3 separate regions of the Mus musculus genome follow, and all the other regions are linked to region 1. The links are chromatin contacts, found by Hi-C or POLR2A ChIA-PET in ENCODE. All regions are on one chromosome and are shown on one strand. Each heading gives the region's core, a stretch centred on a gene start or an enhancer-like site at or near the end of the contact. The rest is flanking DNA. Distances are from core to core; before and after follow the strand shown. Region 1 holds the start of Isy1 (ISY1 splicing factor homolog). Region 2 holds the start of Rpn1 (ribophorin I). Region 3 holds the start of Rab7 (RAB7, member RAS oncogene family).

Evidence for each region. A loop is a pair of places that touch in the nucleus more often than their neighbours do. ChIA-PET counts read pairs that join two places held with the same protein, here RNA polymerase II (POLR2A).
Region 2: a loop to region 1 is called in a map of left cerebral cortex, with 2.3 times the contacts of the local background. The contact joins the promoter of Rpn1 here to the promoter of Isy1 in region 1. A Hi-C loop is called at or near these places in 1 of 37 maps with a recorded cell type or tissue (left cerebral cortex). POLR2A ChIA-PET finds 5 or more read pairs at or near these places in 3 of 5 experiments (Patski and embryonic stem cell).
Region 3: POLR2A ChIA-PET joins it to region 1 with 18 read pairs in embryonic stem cell. The contact joins the promoter of Rab7 here to the promoter of Isy1 in region 1. POLR2A ChIA-PET finds 5 or more read pairs at or near these places in 4 of 5 experiments (Patski and embryonic stem cell).

Annotation. Positions count from the first base shown.
Region 1 is chr6:87,837,393-87,840,252 of GRCm38, forward strand. Isy1 (ISY1 splicing factor homolog) reads right to left here and starts at 1,367. Exons shown (of 11, transcript NM_133934.4): 1 at 1,252-1,367. The coding sequence starts at 1,254.
Region 2 is chr6:88,083,126-88,085,985 of GRCm38, forward strand. Rpn1 (ribophorin I) reads left to right here and starts at 1,348. Exons shown (of 10, transcript NM_133933.4): 1 at 1,348-1,669. The coding sequence starts at 1,406.
Region 3 is chr6:88,043,760-88,046,619 of GRCm38, forward strand. It overlaps Rab7 (RAB7, member RAS oncogene family), which reads right to left and starts at 1,511. Exons shown (of 6, transcript NM_009005.3): 1 at 1,314-1,511.

The DNA.
Region 1 (2,860 bases), core at 117-2,616:
CTAGAGAGTCAGCAAGATGAGTTTAATTTAACTTGCCCTTCAGATTGCCCCTTCCAATCAACTCTGAAAGGAACCTGGCCAGTGGAAGGTGGATATATGAACATGACATCAATACAGGACACACCCTCCTTCAGAAGTAGCTGTTCAAGACCACTGTTTCCTCTCCTTTTTAGGTTTCTGTTCTCAACAGTCTGTAGTGTCCAAAACATCCTCTGTAAGCATTCCATGGCTTCCTTAAATGTTTATGCATCTGTTTTATTTAACAGGAGTATGTATCTGTTTGCCCCTATGTATGTGTAAATACCACCCCGCCCAAAGTGTATTAATGTTTTTTTTCTACTTAGTATTATAAAGCACAGACTGACAAGAAGGCCTATATATTTGAATGTGTCCATATTTTGCACGTGGTTATGCATATACTTACACCTGATCCTTAAACATAATTTGGTATATGCATATAGATAAATATCTACCAAAATGGGCTGGTTTTGTAGATAAGACTATACAGATTTCAAAGACATCAATAAATCTCAGAAGTATGAAAGCCACTCCGTATACTTTTAAGGGGATTTTTACCTTTAATTTTTTAATATTTTTTGTATGTGTATGAGTGCTTTGCATGTATGCATGTAAGTGCACCACATGAGTGTCTAGTGTCACTTAACAAGTGGGTGTTGGATCCCCTAAAACTAGAGTTTTGGATGATTGTAAGCAACCATGTGGGTGCTGGGAACCAAAGTGAAGTGGTTTTTGATCACTGGGCCATCTCTCGAGGTCCACGGACACTTTACTTTGAAATTACTACAGTAACTGCGCCTCTTTGAACCAACACTGTGTCTGATCTCATACTTCCATATTAAACGCTTCTTGAGTGAATGAAACCGAGAATCACAACCTCTCAACAGATCAGCCCATCCTATTCATTCACTCACGGTTATGTCACACACGTCTAGAGAATGTCAGATTCTGTCCTCGGTTTCAGGCAAGCAAAGGCGTGGAGACCCTGCCCTTTAAAAGGTCCTATCCGTGGAACCTGAGAACGCCCGGGCCGTTCAGTCTCTACGCATAATGTGCTTCACCCAGACTGAACCACCAAGACGCAATACAGCTCCCAAACTCAGTTTTCTTGCCATTTCTTACAGCTACGCCAGGTGGGAAAAGAATCCCGGCATAGGCCAGGGAGCCCGAGGCCGCACACTGGCCCAGACCTCGGGTCCCCCGTGAGCCCCATCCCTTCCCCAACGCACTCACCATGGTGCCGGCGAGGGCGCCCTGGCGCCGCTCTGCAACGCAACGTGCTCAGGCGCCCGGAACAAGGCAGGCAGACGCGGGAACGGAAAACAGCGGACAGTCTGGTCTTTTTGTCGGAAGACTAAATGGAAAGGACCGGAAATTAAGGACCGGAAGCGAGGGAGGGAGGACGAGGGAGGGGAGAGAATTGCAGTGGAGCTTCGGTAGGCGGCTTCCCGCCGACGCGTGTCCAGTGCGTCATCCCGCGCCTAAGTCAGCAAGACTACGCTTGCGCGGCAGGAATGTGTGCGTCATTTGTCGTTTGGTTTCGTTCTGCTGGTAACTGCGGTCAAAGATTCGCCTGCCTCTGCCCTTCCTGAGTCTTCTATGACAGCAGATGACCTTTTTGAAAATGACTGCACCTCTCTGAATGCACTGAGTGTTCATAGCCCCTAGGGACCCTGCGTGGAGTTCTGTCACCTGCCTGGACCCGCCAGGCGCAGGCACTGGGGCAAACCATAGCCATTGGGGCGAACCTGTCTTCCTGGGAGGCTTCTTCACCGCTGCCTGCCATTTACCTGGAGCTGAACAGTGACTGAGACTATGATCGTCCTCCTTTTAAGAAACGTGTATAATTATCATTATTCTTTATTAAAGGTGGCTGTTTCCATGAAACTGACAGATGTGATCGTGAAAGAAACATTTAAGCCAAGGAATCAGCTCTCTCTCCACACATTCCCAGAAGGCAGAGACCACATCTTTTAAAATACAGAGATGCGGTGGTGGCGAACGCCTTTAATCCTAGCACTCAGGAGGCAGTGGCAGGCGGATTTCTGAGTTCGAGGCCAGCCTGGTCTACAAAGTGAGTTCCAGGACAGCCAGGGCTACACAGAGAAACCCTGTCTCGAAAAAACAAATTAATTAATTAATTAAAATAAAATACAGAGATAAGGCCAGGCTTGTTGGCTAATGCCTTCAATCCCAGCATTTTGATGGCAAAAGAGGCCAGTTTCTGTGAACTGGTGGACACCCTGGTCTTCATAGAGAGGAAATCCAGGCGAGCCGGGGGTGCATAGTGAGAACTTGCCTCAAAAACTAAAGAAAAAGGCAGCTTGGATCCCAAGACTCAGAAGGCAGGCATATCTTTGAAGTTTGAAGCTAGTCTACAAAGTTAAGTTCCAGGATAGCCACACGAAACGACTCGAAAAACAAAAACGTAATGAGAAGAAAATGAAATACGGAGTAAGGTCCAGAGAAGAAAAAGCTACCTGGAGCAAGTGGGAAGTTAGAGACTACGTGAGTCACTTAGCAGAGATGGATTCTGGAAATGGTGGTGGGCTCTCCCACTGAGTCAACACTAAGGAGAGTACCCTGTCATAGTCCATGCAAGAATGTTACCACCGTGCATATAAGACCAAATTAGAGTCCCTTATTAGTTGGCAACTAGTGGGCAGGCTCTTGTCCCAAAGCACACTGCATCAAAGCTCAGGTATACGGCATTTATTGAGCTAAAAACCAGTGACATTTGCAGTCAGATGTAGGTGACAGGAACCAGAATATTTGTTTTGGTATGCATTTGGCAGACGTTTTTGGCTGTACATCTCAGCCATGGTCAGCTCACTATATCGGC
Region 2 (2,860 bases), core at 98-2,597, 250 kb after region 1:
GCAAATCCTCCTAACCACTAAGCTGTCTCTGCATACATAATGTATGTACTCGCGTGCAAACAGTAAGTAGTTTTGTTTTCTGGGCCATATAGTCTGGTTTGCAACTACACTACTGTTACTGTTGTACTGTGAAAGCAATCATAAGCTACGGACAAATGAACGTAGCTATGTTCCAATAAAACTTTATAGACACAGATAGATTGTTGGCCTGCAGGTGCTAATTTCCTGACTTCTGCTTTGTAGGGAGGAGCATGGCCAGCCCTCCATTCTCTCTTCTCATTGGCTGGTATCAATGTTTGAATATTTCCATCTCCTCCCAAAATTTACCTTCGAATTACATCCTTCAAGCAACAACATTGGGACGCATTCTCATTTGGGGAGTGGAGACTGTACACAACCATTGTGCAGGGGGCTTGGAGATTTTATAGGGTTGAAAAAAGGGAACTTTAGGGGAGCAAAGTTTTATCTGTAGATTTTTTCATATATATATATATACATATATACATACATATATATATGTATATATGTATATATATATATATATATATATATATATATATATATGGTTTCAAGGCCCAAAAAATGCCATTGGATGTTTTCGTCACTAAGCTGGCTTTCTTGTCAGGTGTATCAGTACACTGACTACAGTTTCTCTGCTCACTTGAAGTTCATTGTTTTTGGTCATTAATTCTTCAGTGTGACTTTGGGAGATGATAGCACTAGAGGAATCCATCTGCAAGATGCCTTTGTAAAAGGGCTTGCCTCAGAGAGACCCTTTCCTGCCTTTCTGTCATATGACGATATGCAATGCCTTCCTTAGAAGGCATGCAATGTCAAAGTGCCACCTTGGTAGTAAATAGCAGCCCTCACCAGACAGCTAGTCCTGCCAGTGACTTCGCCTTGGACTCCTACAACTGTGATAAATGTCAACAGGTATCTGAGGTTAATATCATCAACCTTGGTTAGTTGCTTAAGGTTTCTGCCATCACTCACATTAATGGTTGAACTAAATATTAGAGGAGAGACTTGAGTTTCTGGAAATTTCCCATTTTCCTTTAAACTTTTGCCCACTTAGCATTCGTATCACTATAGAGAAGGCAAAGTTAGTTCCTTAGACTAAGCTATAGTATACTGTTTTTGAGCTGAGAGGCCAGAGTTATTTTGCATAAGCATGAAGGAAACAGACAGGATATAAGGAAATCAGGGGTGAATACGGCTATTAAGCGCCCCAAGAAGTACGCCTGCACTTTAAGATTTTCAATCAGGCGCCCCACGATCGCCCGGTTGCCCTGGAGACGGGGTCCTTTCTGACCGGGCCCAGCCATCTTGTGGTGCTGTTGGCCAATCAGCGGTTGCGCCGTGGCGGGGGGGCGGGGCGCGTGTCGGTGGCGCTCAGCTCGCGGTCATGGAGTCGCCGGTCGCCTTGCTGTTGCTGCTGCTGCTATGTCTCGGGGCCTTGGCCCCGACGCCCGGCAGCGCCTCCTCGGAGGCTCCGCCGCTGGTCAACGAGGACGTGAAGCGCACGGTGGACCTGAGCAGCCACCTAGCCAAGGTGACGGCTGAGGTGGTCCTGGTACACCCGGGCGGCGGCTCCACATCACGAGCCAGCTCTTTCGTTCTGGCCCTGGAGCCAGAACTGGAGTCGCGGCTTGCGCACCTAGGCGTGCAGGTGAGCGGAGGGAGGAGCCGGCGAACCTCACGCGGGATGCCTGAGGCGATCGGGGATCCCTGGGGAGGGGCGGGGAGGTTGAGGGCGTTAGGGATCCTCCAGGTGTCTGGTTGTCTGAAAGGCAGGTGTTGGAGGGGGACAGCGGAGAGGTTGGGGTCCGCCGTCTCTCTTGTCCGCGTGTCCTCTCGGACACGTCAGCACAAGCTTCCGAGCGTGGGGCACCGCCCACGTGGCTGCTCTGGAGCCCAAGGCGACCCCTTGGTCCCCTGGCGACCTCCTTCCGCACCCCAAGAGGATCTTGGCTGTGGCCGGGTGCGGTACTTCGGGTACCCAGCTTCTTTTCTGTCCCCTGGACTTGCTCGTCTAGTGGAGGACTATCAGTGAGTTAAGACAATTTATTTCCTGAATGCAATTGACTGGTGTAGTCTGTTCTCTCCAGACAGCAGCGTTCAGAAATACAGCAGGTTTCTGGTATTAAAGTTTGTCATTCCTCGCACCCGGTTAATGTAACACTCCTCTGAAAGCTGCTGCTTAACGCTTTCTTAATGTTCAGACTAATTGAAGAGTCAGCCCCTTATGCTGTACAGAAAGGTGAAGCCCAGGTCTGTTCCTCCCCACCGTCTCTCATTGGAACACTTCAGCATTTAGCCTTCTGTACTTTTCATTGAATACACTTTTATACCTTTCAAGGAAAGAAATCGCTGGCTTTGGGAATAGAGGGAATATCCACACAGGTTAATTTTTATTACTGTTCTCATTAACTATATTCATTAAGTGATTACCCAATTTACTAGGAGACTAAGCACACCACATTCTTTTTAACTGTATGGAGCTATAAAGCTGGACTTATAATAGTCACTGAAGTGACTCCTGTCCCCTTTACATTGAAGCCTTGTTCATGCTCAGCATGGCTTTCCTCAAATATTTCTGGAAAGACATTCATGACTTCATTGGATGCTCAGTCCTGTTTTGTGAAAATCAGTCATGACTTAATGAAGTCATAGTATAATCAGATCACAGCAGAGGCTTACCACCCTGCTGCTGTCCTGGTGGGAATTGCATACAAGTTGGGTCCCTCTACATGGCTCAGAGCATCCAAGTTCAATTCCACAGCCATCGGTAACTCCAGTTTCAGGGTGCACAGACCCACTTGCAAGCAAAACACCCATGTACATTAAAAGAAAAATTAGG
Region 3 (2,860 bases), core at 261-2,760, 210 kb after region 1:
ATTCCCCTCGAGGGAGGACAAAAATATCATACAACAAAAAGGGAATCACGTTTAGCGATTCCTCTTCTAAACTCATTACATAGGTTTACAGCCCGTAAGTATACCAGGCCGGGTAGCAAACTAAACTATTGACAACCAAGGACACCAAACTTTAGTCTGGCCAGCTTCAGAAGTAGTTATAATTCACTTTCCAGTTCTTACACTCAATTCTGATCCAATATTACCAAGATCGAAGAGAAATATGCCAACAAGAGATTTTATTAACTCAATCATGTGGGTATCAGTTGCTGAAGTCACAAGAAAGAGACAAGAGTTTATTCTTTGGAAAACCAAAAACACAAGATTTTCAACGGTGAAGAGTCAACAGGTTAGGTTGTTGTAGAAATTCTTGTAGAAAGGTGCACACAGTAGGCATGCCAGACCTGACTCAAGGAAAAGAGCTGGCTAAGAAACCTATTCAAATCCAATACATACCTTGCCAGAATTCAAGATCTTCTGGTTTGATGACACTACACTACCTTATATGCCTTGTAATATGCCTTGTAAGTCACAAGTACAAATACAACATGGCTTTAAGGTAGGACTAAGAGGCTCTCAAATGACATCACTAGACAGGAGGTGGAGGGGGGTGCTGATGGCAGATAACAGGTGGCAGGCTTTGGGGGCATCTAAAGTACAAGAGGCCAGAGGCCAGTAAGTGCTAAGTAGTCTAGCTGCCTATGTTTCAACCTCTCACTCTGAAATTTATCAGCGGTGTGACCTTGGTCGAGTGCCTTAGCCTCTCTGTTCTTCGCTTTCTCTGTAAGTAGGCACTGCCTCGGTGCTTCGGAGGGGCTGTTGGGAGAACAGGGCAATTTGTGCGGTCTTGCCACGCAGCCCAGCAGCCGAGAAATCTCAAATCTTCACAACCTTACTCTCAACATCGGCACGATTATGAGCCAGGAGGACATCAGGCCATTTGAAAGGCACTCGGGAGGTCCTTCTTCCCGGAACTTCGGAAACGGGATTTACCCTGCAGGACCCTGAAAGCTCCTGTCTCCCAGTGCCGGCGGCGGGCCGGGGCATGTGACGCGCCTGGCAGCACTGCCTCGGTGGCCGGCCGGCCGGTAGCTCTTCCCACCCAGCAGGTTGCCGGTGGGGACGCGCCCAGCCCGAGGATCCCGTACCCGCCACCCACCGATCGCCGATCGCCCTCCGCCCGCCGGGCGCCGCCCCGCCTGGCCCGGCCCAGCTCGGCGCTCGGCTCGCCGAGGACGCCAGGCCCGGAGGCCCAAGCGGCGGCGGGGGAAGGGCGGCCGGGGCCCGCTGCTCACCGCAGGGTCAACGGAGGAGGAGACACAACGCAGGCCGCAACAGAGACGTCCGATTCCGGCTCCAGCAGGCTCCTCGGAGCTGCCCGGCCCCAAACACCGCCGCCAACGCCGCCGCCTTGGGCTTTATGGTCAAAGCTCCGGCCTTGCTTCCACTTCCGCCACCGCCGCCGCCCCGAGCGGAAGTGTCTGTCACGAGACGCCCGACGCCAGGGTTGGAGGGAGGAGCCCCACCTCCACCTTGCGTCACGTTCCGGTCGCGTCAGGCCCTAGCCTGGCATCTGGGGCTTAAATATGGCCGTTTCTAGATGGGGGCTGCCATCTTTGAAGGCTGTGCAGAAGCTGGAGCGCACCATATTGGGCCAAGAACTGATAATGCAGTGGTGTCCCCCCCCCTCATCCCACCCCGCTCCTATAAACAGAGCTAAAGGAGGGAGAGTCACTTGGTCTTTCCAGAGTGTCCCCCTCTGGAACACGCTAGTCAGTCAGCCATGTATCAGGCAGGGTATAGTCTAGGGTCTTCTGAGTCCACTGGGTACAATCTCTAATGTGGATGGAAATGATCAGTTACAGTGTCCCCAGTGTTGGAGACCCAGTGATGAAATAGGAGCTACCTGTGCAGGGCAGATGGTTCAGGAAAATGGAAAGAGAGCTAAGGAGTTGCTGAACTGAAGAGACATGAGGCTGATTTTAGTGTCACGCCCACCAAAACTAAAACAAAGGCCTAATCCATCAAAGTCCATATCTTTCTGGGGAAGTCTCAAAATGTACTAACCTTGCTTTTTAGCTTCTGTAGTTCTGTTTATGGCTGACAGTTCTTGTTAACTGAAGTATGTCAACCCAGAACATGTTTTTTTGTGTGCTTAAAAGCTCACCCTGAGAAAGACTCAGGTTGTCCTGGGGTATTGAACACCCAGTGCAGTAACCAGCTGCCATTTCTTAGCTTAAACCCATATCTGAGTAGTCTTTTCTGGTGAATACCCCACAACACTAGTACATGTTCTAGCATATAAGGAATAGAGAAGGTTTGTAGGTCCTAAGGAATAGGGGAAAACAAGACCTTTCTGCCAAGATCCTCACCATTTGATATAATAGACACACACACAGGAGTTTGCTCAGTTTCAATCATTAGTTAATTATTACTTGGCCATTTGACTGAATACTTTGAAACTAAGATATGAACAAAGGAAGTCTATGTATATTCATATGCAAAGTGAAATCTTCAAGAAATATGAAGTGACAAAGTAGGGTGCAAAGATGTATATGTGACAGTTCTTGGTTCTTGTTGGGGAAAAAAAAAACACATACTTGCTGGGTACAAATTTCAGCAACTAGTTATCTGGGTTATCTATTAAAATTTGACCGGATAGTAGGACCCATATGAATCTGGTGGTCCAGTCAGACTTTCCACAGTTGTAGGGATGCAGGAAGCTGGTTCAGGCCCTGTCTCTCTACCTCATGTTGGATATAGCATCAGCCTCCACATGGCAGATAGACCAGCAGTTTGGAAGCAAAGCTGCATGTGGCTAAGAGCAGTGATACACTAGACC